Linked DNA regions of Homo sapiens: region 1 is linked to region 2. The links are chromatin contacts, found by Hi-C or POLR2A ChIA-PET in ENCODE. All regions are on one chromosome and are shown on one strand. Each heading gives the region's core, a stretch centred on a gene start or an enhancer-like site at or near the end of the contact. The rest is flanking DNA. Distances are from core to core; before and after follow the strand shown.

What was found. Hi-C counts contacts between places; a loop is a spot of excess contacts on that map. ChIA-PET counts read pairs that join two places held with the same protein, here RNA polymerase II (POLR2A). Pooled maps may share reads with other maps.
Region 1: a map of ascending aorta shows a loop between it and region 2 (4-fold over the local background). The contact joins the promoter of LINC03125 here to the promoter of GZF1 in region 2. A Hi-C loop is called at or near these places in 16 of 168 maps with a recorded cell type or tissue (CD14-positive monocyte, HCT116, IMR-90 and 10 more), 4 of 37 single-sample maps with no recorded cell type and 22 of 50 pooled maps. POLR2A ChIA-PET finds 5 or more read pairs at or near these places in 10 of 52 experiments (GM12878, HEK293T, HepG2 and 7 more).

What each region holds. Positions count from the first base shown.
Region 1 is chr20:23,143,795-23,149,354 of GRCh38, forward strand. LINC03125 (long intergenic non-protein coding RNA 3125) reads left to right here and starts at 4,309. Exons shown (of 6, transcript NR_199692.1): 1 at 4,309-4,620. RefSeq lists an enhancer at 3,758-4,957.
Region 2 is chr20:23,360,834-23,366,173 of GRCh38, forward strand. It overlaps GZF1 (GDNF inducible zinc finger protein 1), which reads left to right and starts at 1,349. Exons shown (of 6, transcript NM_022482.5): 1 at 1,349-1,404; 2 at 3,530-4,914. The coding sequence starts at 3,551. RefSeq lists silencers at 635-724, 1,145-1,634 and enhancers at 815-1,074, 2,889-2,948.

The sequences.
Region 1 (5,560 bases), core at 3,059-5,558, 210 kb before region 2:
AGGCAGGAATACAAATGTCTAGATAGATATAATATGTGTGTGTATGCATGTGTTTATTTGTGTGTGTAGGTATTTATGTGTGCAGGTATTTGTGTATGTGTATTTGTGTGTGTATGCATATATTGTGCACCTGTGTGTGTGTGTGTGTGTGTGTGTGTGTGTGTGTCTGTATGCATGCATGTATATTTGTGATGCTGTTCTAAGTCTGGAGAGTCTGCTGCTGCTCCAGTCTGAACCACACACACTTGCCCTCCTTCCCAGGTGAGAAGCTGGCCCTAGCTGCAGGGCTGGCTGAAGAATGGAGAGAGATTTGATTTGTCAGGTTCATGTCAGATGTTGACAAAGTCATCTCTCCTTCTTGTTCACATGAGGTCCATTGTATTTCCAGCCTCCTCACCCTGTGGAAGTCCTGCCTGTCCCAGAGCAGGTTTTGCAGGAACTTACCACACAACTCAGCCCTTCATCAAATTTCAGCACCTGGACAGGTTGCTCTCCCTCTCAAGGCTAATTCAACAGAACTGTTGTCCCTACCATCAGTCAGATTTCAGGTCCTCCAAGGTCCAGTGAGCTTGCTCTGAGAACAGACTGTCTCTGCAGGGCTGCAGGCAAGAAGTGAGGTGAGCTATGTCTTTTCCAGTGAGAGTCACCTGCCTGGGTTCCCCGAGTCGGCCAACACCAGCTCTAGACGACGTAGCGTGGGTCACTTATCTGCCTCCACCTACCCGGAGATGTGCTGGGAAGCACAGTGACCCAGCCACCATGTCAGTTCTCTTTCCTCAAAACAGTGCTGACCACAGCTGGCTCCACAGAACAGATATCCATTGAGATGCTCTGAGGGATGTGTGGAGGGTTTCGGAAAATACACTCTCTCGGGGCTTGGAGGTCTGGCACCCACTCTAGCATGGCTGTGGCTCCAAGGAGAGCCTGGCCTTGCCTGGGAACCTCTGCCATGTCACCCTCTTCCCTGGCACTCCATGAAAGATGCAGCTCTCACAGCTCCCAGATGTTCTCTCAGCAGGAGCTATACAGGTTAGCAGGAGGCAGGAGGCCCAGACTCCTGGACAAGTGTAGGCAGCTCTCTCGGTGGGCTGCTGGGGAAACCCTGCTGGCTGGTGGAAAAGAGTTAAACCTTTAGGACAGAATTACATCCCTTAGATAACCCAATTCTCCCCAGCTTGCAGGGCTGCTCAAGTCAACAAGCTCTCCATACTCAGTGAGCCAAGGATGCCAGATGGCAGGCTGCGGGCACTGATGGGCCAGAGGACCAAGTCAGTGTTACGTGGAGAATGAAAACAGGGAGAATGAATGACAGAGCATGACCGGGCGGGCTGAGGTAAGGCCCAGGAAGGCCCATTTCCACAAAGAGCCACACGGCAAGAAGAAGCCAGCCTGGTGGGGAAAGCAGCCTGTGCAAAAGCTTGGTTTGTCCAAATAAAGAGAAGGAGAATGACACGGCTGCAGTCTTGTGAGCCATGGCAGAGGGAATTAGAGCAGCCACAGCGGGCAGTAAGAGGCCAGGAAAGGGAGGTCAGGACTTCTATCAGTGTTGTGGAGCAAGGCTGCTGGGTCTGAATCAGGAACATGAAATCATCTGACTGGTGGTTTTCAAAGAAAGAGCTTGCTGCCTGCCTGCGGGGAAGGACTGCAGGAGGAGGATGCTGGATGCAAGTAGGGAGGCTTTGCAGCAGGACAATCCAGGGTGACGGCGTGAGGTATGAGGGTCAGAGTTGAGATGGAGTCAGTCTGCAGACTTGGCATGGAAGGCGAGAACTCACAGAGAGAGCACGTGTGCTGTATGTGTCACGCAGGATGGCAACCGCTCCCAGACGGGCACTGATGGAAACAGTGAATCAGAGAAAGGGCTGAAACAGTGCCCTGAAGCCTGGCCAGGCAGGGTCACTGGGAGCACCCTGGTGGGGTGTGCAATTGTATGGTTCATTTGCCCAACACGGCACAATGCACAACAGAGAAAATCAAATCAAACTCCAGACAAGAACACTTTGCTTAAGAAAGCAGATGTGAGAAATGTGCCACTTGTTTGTGAAAGTTTTTCATCAAAACAGCTCTCACAGAGATGGGGGGGTTTGATTTAAATGAGAAATGTGCTTATAAAAAACAGATCTTTGGTGAGTAATGAATAGCTATTATCTTATCTATTTAATTATGTATTTAAACGACATATGAAATTTATTATATTTTCCTAAACAAGTTTGAATTATGTTTTTGATTATCTGAAGTGCAACAAAGTTCATCTGCAATGATTCAGCTGTTTATTCATTCTAATATATGGCCACCTACTACACTGTCTGGCACCTATCGAGAGTTTAACAGATGTTTAATTAATAAGTAAGCATCAGTTGGTGAATAGCAGTGCTATTCCAAGATCTTGAGGAAATATTAGAATCTATAAGATGTGGCTCTTCCTGGACAATCAGGCTGAACTCAGCAATTCTGCCACTTCTCAGAGGCCAAAACCACTCCATGAGAAGGCTCCCTATCAGAGCCAAATCACCTCTGGGCAGAGCCAAGATAAATCCAGTGCAATCTACATGAAGTTGTCTGTTTAGACCACACAGATCTGCACAATCTTCCCTACAGGGCCCTGGTGACATCTGCTGAAATGAATGAAGCAGTCGAATCAAGGGCACCATGCTTCACAGTCACGTTTCTCATCTTTTCGCTGCATGGACTGTTCTGCGGGGACGTGGCGGGTCTCGGGGCTGGGCAGTCTCAGAGGGTCAGGATCTGAGCGCACTATGGATCCGGGGAGAGGGAAGGGTTAAGAATCAGTGAGGAAGGGGCTGGGCAAGGACATTCTACCCACCCCCCACCCCCCGCCAAAAAAAAAAAAAAAAAAACAACTCACAGGAGGCAAATCTTTGGTGTGTATTTGCAAATGCCAAAGAGAAACATAAAAGAATGGTTTTCCTATGGAACACTGAAGAAAAATGTCGATCCTGATCTTTCCTCTGTCTCCTGCTTGCCCCCTGCCCTACGAGGCCAAGCAGCCAAGCAAGTGGTCAACAGGTGGCCTCTCCGAGCAGAACCGTTTCAGATGTTTAAGAGAAATGACATTTTAGGAGTGGAGCAATGAGCTCAACTTTCTGTGACAAACTTCAGGGGTACTTGTTTAAAAGCATGTTATTTGTGCTTCACCCACAAAGGTTCCAATTTGGAAGAGCTGAACTGGGCCCAGGAATGTATATCCTTTGTGTGTCCAGGAGGAGGTGTGGGTGGAGATAAGCAGCTCCTTGACCACACTTCAAGCAACAACTGGGGTGTGATTCTGAGGCATGTCTTCTCCTCCTCCATTGACTTTCTCCTCTCCAAAGGGTTATCACTGGTGTGACCAGCTCCTCCAGAGGTACCTAAGGTGATCTCATAGCAAAGACCCACGCCCTGGACCCATCCTGCTAGTGATGAATCTGAAGGTTCTGAAGGTTCTGTGCATAACCATGTGGAGCCTGAGTGCACAGGGGCCCAGAGCTATCCTGATTTCTAATCTGGAGCTCTTTTGTCTCTACCAAACTGCTTCTTTATTGAAACTTTACATCCTGAGGGGTTCACTGAATAACAGCGACCCCAAGGCACCTAGAAACAAGCAATGTCATGTTTCTGTACTTGGATTAGAAAACAGGAAGGGAAGGCAGGAGAGTGTGTGGTGTATCTTAGAAAAACTTTTTAAACGTGATACAATCTGAGGAAAATTTGCATTGATGCCAGTAGAGGGCTAGATAGCTTTAAAATTGATCATTTAAATGTATTGACGTAGAAACGTATTCACAATATACTTTAAATGGAAAGCTGTGTTAGGGTCAAGTCTTACAATGCGATTCCACGGTTGCACTGCCACACACACACACTTACATATGTGCCCAGAAAAGCATTGGAAGTAAACCACGTCCTCCTGTTAATAGCAATTGTTTCTGGGTGGTGGAGTTTAGGGGAACTGATGCACTTTTTTCTTTGGTTTTGCCCATCTGTACTGTAACTTTCCCCGAACAAATGTGCATCACTTGTGTCATAATTTACTTTTTTTAAATACATGGAAACAACCACAGTCTGTATTTATTCTCTGGTTAAAGTGCTAAGCCTTGTAATCTAGAATATTCATCTGTCCGAGACTGTACCCTGGGACTCATCTCACGATGAGACATTTGGCCTCCTCCCCAACTCAGTTTCAGAATTCATCTGCTGGATTTCTGAGTCCCACTGAGTGATTAATGTCACACGGGTGACAAGGCATGACTCATAGGCACCAAGAAAGCAGCAGCAGTGTGTGCAGGCCGGGAAGTTGCCACAGCCCTCACTCAGGGCTTCATGCACGCCAGGGCAGTCCTGGGTCAATGGTCTCTTTCCCCTCCTCCTGTTGGATAGATGAAGAGGCCTGAGCAGGAAGGTGGTGGTTCCGTGGGGAATCTTCAGTGACTGGAGTATGTTGTAAGGATGGTGAATCGTCACTTGGCCAGCCAGGGTTTGGCAGTCAAGACAGAGAGCAGTGTCTGGGCCCACAGCATGAGAGACTGCTGGACTTCAGTCTTCGGAGCAGGCAAGAACGGGGAGCTTCTGTGGATTTCTATTCCTGTCGCCTGTCACTGTGAACAGTGCCCAGTACTGCTGGTCAGTAAATGTTTGCTAAAATACTGAGCAACCAAGGAAGTGACTTCAGTTGAACTCTGTACCTGTTGTGTTCACTTCCTTTGCAACATGCGTGACTAATGGTTACTCCTTCTCTTGAATGCTTCCAGAAGAGTAGCACTCACCACCTCATGAGGAAAGGCACTGCAACTTTGGTCAATGATATCTGTTAGAAAGATCTTTTCCTATATTTAGAAGAGTGATTCTCATACCTGAGCATGTATGAGAATCAGTGGGTTTGAGGTGGGCCCAAGAATTTCCCTTTCTAACAAGTTCCCAGAAGATGCTGATGTGGCAGCTTCTAGCACAGTGCTTGGAAATCCATGAGTTTTCAAGAGGACAATCTAAAGTGTTCCTTTGTTTTCCTTTACTTCCCCTCATTCTCAAATCCTATGGGGATGACACAGAGAACCACAAACAAAACAACACACACACACACACACACACACACACATACACACACAGAGCACCCTTGTCCCTAGCTTTATCCTCTGGGATACACAGGACAAGCTCCTCCCTGTTCTATGTGCAACTTTTAAAATATGTGCAACTTTTAAAATACGTGGATGTGGCTTTCACATCTTCTTAGTCCCTCTTTAGCAGATTTTTTACAAAACAAATAAGCCAGGAAACCATGGTCTGAAAGGATTCCTGCTCTGGTGAGATCCAAGACCCACAGCGAGGGCGAAGACAGAGGTCTTGCTGCAGCCCCGGCTTCCTCCACATGGAGGTCCCAGGAAGACGGCATAAGCCATTGCCTCGATAATAACCTGCTTGCTAACTTCCAGCCAGTGCTTCCACATTTTCATGACTTCCAAAGGTTCAGATGAGGATGGTAGTTGTGAGTTTGGGATGAAGTCTTCTGAGCGACTCCTATGGCCCAGCCACAGGGACCTGGGGCTGGAGAGAGAGGACCATCCCA
Region 2 (5,340 bases), core at 99-2,598:
GATATGAGATAATTTTGTAAGTTGGAGCAAAGGGCCCACTGAAGTTAGGCTCCTACTCCCCCATTAAAACTGGGAGACAGGGGCATTAACTCCCTTGATACTTAAAGAGATGGCTCCTAGGTCCTAGAAAAAGACATATCTAGGTTATAAAGCGCACAAAAAGGCCTAACTAGTCTTCAAAAGGATTTATATATTTCAAAGAGAGGAAAAAGTACTTACACTAATTACCAATTTTCTAAAAGTAAATGTTCGAAGAAAAAGGGAGGGAAATCTCATATTTTCAACAGGAAGTAGTAAACCTTATTTTAAATTTGTATTTGTCCTGACAGTCCCCAAACATTACAAACTCAACGTGTCGGTAAGACAAGGCTGAGTTAACTGCTGGCCACAGTAAGGGACAGCATGACCTGGCAAAGCTTTACCAATGGCTGGGAGCAAAAGGCAAGGTCAGTTTATTGAGAACTGGAAGTCTGACTCAAGGAAGGTGTTTCAAAGCGGGCTTTAGTTAGTATTGAGCAAGAATTGGTGGAAACAGCAAGATTTCGAGGAGTCAGCGAATCTTAGGGAATCAATTGTGCTTTCCCCGAAGAGTGGATGGGTCTCTGGGGAAGTTCTGTAGTGAACAAAGCTTTCGCCCGAATGGGAACTCCTGGAAATAAAGCCCTGCAGTAAAGACGGCAGGGTGCGGTCCCGGCTCCTGGCGCGCCGAGCCCCCCAGCAGGGCGGGGGCACCGCGGAAGAAGCGCCCCAGAGGAGAGCGCCGCGCCGAGCCCCGCCTGGCGCCAGTTCTCCAGCGCCCGTGGAGGCATCTGCGCCCCTAGTAGCCAAGGTGAGTACCAGCTCCAAGCCCGGCTTTCCGCGAGGTCCCTCGCGTGGCCACCGTGCCCTAAGGGTGCGCTCGGCCTCGGGGACGTGAGCAGCTCTTAGTGGGAAGCCAGCTGCAGGCCCTGACCGCAGGCTGCTGGGGCCCGGAAGCGCTGGCGCCTTGCGGCCAGAAGCCCGGAATGGACGCGAAAGTGACCACGCGAATCTGACGCTCACGTGACTTTTCGCGACTGGCCCCGCCCCCCTGTGGCGTGCCGCAGCGCAGACGTCGCTGTCTCCTGCGCAGGCGCAGGCCTTGGCTCGCGGCGGGTGACGCAATGCGGCGGGTGACGCAATCCGGCGTCGCCAGTCAGTCGCGCGGCCAGATCAGGTAACTGCCCGAACCGCTCCGCCGCCCGACGTGTGGCTCAGCCCCTTCCTCAGCCCCGCCAGGGGCGGGGCCGGCCGCGGGAGGGGAGGGGCCTGCAGCGACCAATCGGCGGTGCCCGCGCAGGGTGCTACGCCACGCCCAGCCGGGCCGGCCGTTCCTACCGGCCTGGTCCAGCGGACAGCGGCTGCAGCGGGGGCGCCGGCTGGGAGGTGAGTGCGCGGCCCGTAGGCCTGGCTCCGGCCCCTCGCCGCCCGCCGCCGCCTCTTTGTCCGCGCGCCCCGGCTGCTCTGTGGACCTGCGCGTCTCGGGGATGCGGGAGCGGGGGCAGGGGGCGGCCCGAGGGCCTGATCCACGCGGCCCCGGATGCCCGCGTCGGGAGGCGGCGCGTCGGGCCGAGGAGGGGCTTCTCTGTGGCTGCAGTAGTTTGTTCTCTGGGTCGTCTTTGGAGTGGCCGAGCGGCGTCCGGGCGCTGGGGCGGCCAAGTGGCGCGGGAAGGGTGGGAGGTGCCGTGAGGGCGGCGAGGACAGCGGCGGATTTAAGCCCCACTGGAAACCCCGGCCCTTGTGGCCGTGGACTGGGCTGCGGGTAGCAGCGTCTCCTGGAAGGGCTCTGGCCCCGTGAGCCTCGGGGATTCAGGGGCCGCCGACGTTGGTGCAGATGCCGGGCGCACTGGGAGGCGGCCGGAATGCCAATGAGATTCGGCGGATACGCAGCTGTCACCGGCCGCAGACTGCCCTGTCGCCACCTCCAGTGCCTGCACTCCAGTAGCCAAGCAACATAGGAAATCGCGCTCAGAACCCACTTTGTTGATTGAGAAATCAGGTCTCCTCGAGGGCCCTGTTGGCAGAGGTCTGGGGAAGTCAGGGCATCAGGCTGAGAGAGCCCTCTGCAGTCTTGTTTCCCCAGGCTGGGGCTGGGACCACTGAAACCCCAGTGGCTCTATAAGAGCCCCACTCTTATAGATCCCTTCCTTAGGCTTTGTCAGTGTTCTCACAGTTTTACTGGGGCGTCTCCTTCAGGCGACATTGATCAAGCCTCATAGGTACCTGTTTACAGCGGAACTCCCAGAGGGCAGTCTTTTCCATGTTTGAGGGACTGCTAGTTGTGGGGAGCGGTCTCATTGATGAGACTGGAGAAGGGGAGAGGGGTGGGACTAGTTTATCAGGGAAGATGATGACAACTTTTTTTCTAGACACGTTGAATCCGAGGTGACATCTGTGGTCTGGCCGAAGGAGGCTAGAAGGAAGGCATGTGCTTTGGATGGATGGAAACAGGAATCAAAGAGGAAGGTAGATTCAGGAGCTGAAGGGCAGGGAGAAAACACATTCAGGGAGTTTGTGGCAAAGCAGCAGAAATGACGATGGGGTGACGGTATCTGGAGGCCTTAGGTGGGGTTGGTGAAATTTGCATGCCCGCTGCAGTGGAAAGATTTAGGGGCTAAAGATAGCCCTTTGCCTTTGGCAAGGCTGAGGGGAAGAGTGTGTTGAGTAGTCTGAGTTGAATCCGGGCACCAGGCCCTGGCTCATGTCCCAACCAGCCATTGACTGTTACCTTGATAGGTCCTCATCTATGAAATGGGGATCACTGTAGCACCTTGGCCTATGTGTGGGAAACCAATAAACTAGCCAACAAGTTTCAGGCTCATGGAACCCTGGTAACAGCCGGTCAGCCTTCTTCAGAGGAGGAAATGGGTTCAGAGAAGTTGCTTGCTCAAAGTAGCACAGCTTGTAAAAGCTGTGGAACTTAACATTATTTCAGTAGAGTAACAATAATTCAAATTCTGAGGAGTTTAGGATGTTGGGAATGGGCGATGAATTGTGAACTACTTTTCCAAGAAGTTTTCCTCATGGAAAGTAGTTATTTAGTTGGTTCTTTTCAAAGGCAGAAATGATTCCCTGAGGTTTTGGATTTGCTCCCAGATGGTGGTGGCTATGTGTTTTAATTATCTGGTTTCCTGATCAGAGAACTAGACATTATTGTTGCCATGAATTCTTTTACAGTTTTGGGGACTATGTAAGCAAATTAGACAGTGACCTTGGTGAGCAAATTACTGTGTTAATGTATTTCACTAATCACAACTTCCATCATTTGTTTATCACTGGAGGAAACCTTAGAATACACTATTTTTCATGCCAATTTATTACCTTAGGAAAATGCATGAGGAACCTCACTTTAGAAAACTGCTAAGAAGTAAAATGTCATTCGAATCTTTACCTGAGTAAAGCTAGGTTGTTAATGAGTCTATATCCTCTCAAGTACTGAAGGAATCCTCATAAATTTTAGTCCTTTTGCATCAGTGGTTGCTCATGCATAATTCTTGTTTCTTTTTCAAAGCTGTTTTTGGAAGGAAGAAAGATGGAAAGCGGTGCAGTTCTGCTGGAATCCAAATCCTCCCCATTTAACCTACTGCATGAGATGCATGAGCTTCGCCTCCTGGGTCACCTGTGTGACGTGACAGTCAGCGTGGAGTATCAGGGTGTCCGCAAAGACTTCATGGCCCACAAGGCAGTGCTGGCTGCCACCAGCAAGTTTTTTAAGGAAGTGTTCCTTAATGAGAAGAGTGTGGATGGTACTAGGACTAATGTCTACTTAAATGAAGTGCAGGTTGCTGACTTTGCTTCATTTCTTGAGTTTGTCTACACTGCAAAGGTACAGGTGGAAGAAGATCGGGTGCAGCGAATGCTGGAAGTGGCTGAAAAGCTGAAATGTTTGGATTTATCAGAAACTTGTTTTCAATTAAAGAAACAGATGTTAGAGTCAGTACTTTTGGAGTTGCAAAATTTCTCAGAGTCTCAGGAGGTGGAGGTGAGCAGTGGCTCCCAAGTTAGTGCTGCTCCTGCCCCCAGGGCAAGTGTGGCCACCGATGGCCCTCACCCCAGTGGTCTCACGGATTCCTTGGACTACCCAGGAGAGAGAGCCAGCAATGGCATGTCTTCAGATTTGCCACCGAAGAAGTCCAAGGACAAACTAGACAAGAAGAAAGAGGTAGTTAAACCTCCCTACCCTAAAATCAGGAGAGCTAGTGGAAGGCTGGCTGGGAGGAAGGTCTTTGTGGAGATCCCTAAAAAGAAATATACGAGAAGACTCCGAGAGCAGCAGAAAACTGCTGAGGGTGATGTGGGGGACTACAGGTGTCCCCAGGACCAAAGCCCGGACAGGGTGGGCACGGAGATGGAGCAGGTTTCCAAAAATGAGGGTTGCCAGGCAGGTGCTGAGTTGGAGGAATTGTCAAAGAAAGCAGGGCCGGAGGAGGAAGAGGAGGAGGAGGAGGAGGACGAAGAAGGGGAGAAGAAGAAGAGCAACTTTAAGTGCAGCATTTGCGAGAAGGCGTTTCTGTATGAGAAGAGCTTCCTGAAGCACAGCAAGCACCGCCACGGCGTGGCCACCGAGGTGGTGTACCGCTGCGACACCTGCGGCCAGACCTTCGCCAACCGCTGCAACCTGAAGAGCCACCAGCGCCACGTGCACAGCAGCGAGCGCCATTTCCCATGCGAGCTGTGCGGGAAGAAGTTCAAGCGCAAGAAGGACGTGAAGCGGCACGTGCTGCAGGTGCATGAGGGCGGCGGCGAGCGGCACCGCTGCGGCCAGTGCGGCAAGGGCCTGAGTTCCAAGACAGCGCTGCGGCTGCACGAGCGCACACACACGGGAGACCGGCCCTACGGCTGCACCGAGTGCGGCGCCAGGTTCTCGCAGCCGTCCGCGCTCAAGACGCACATGAGGTACGCGGGGAGCCGTCCGGAGGGGTCCCTGCGCACTGGAAGGGTGTGTCAAGCACTGAGGTCGTCCTGGGATTTGATGTCTCACTGCTTAATTTCTCCGCTCCAAACCTGGGGGCTTATTTCGAGACAGCGTTTAGTTCTCTGTCAAGGTACAGGGGCTGCGAGTGATGGCTCTGCTCCCTTGTTCTGAGACCCCTGGGGCGCCCCTGCTGGCCGGGACGTCCCTCTGGTGGGACCGCGACAGCGGCCGCGGGCTCGCCCCACCGTGCTGGAGGAAGAGTTGGGCCTCGTTACCTTTATTTCTCCTTTCCTGACTCTTCGTTTAGATCTTGGGGTTCTGTGACCATCCGGGTCCCACAGTCTCAGTAGAGACCTCAGTGAGATGCCATTTCAGGCTTTAGGACTCGTCTCTGGTCTTTTGGTTCT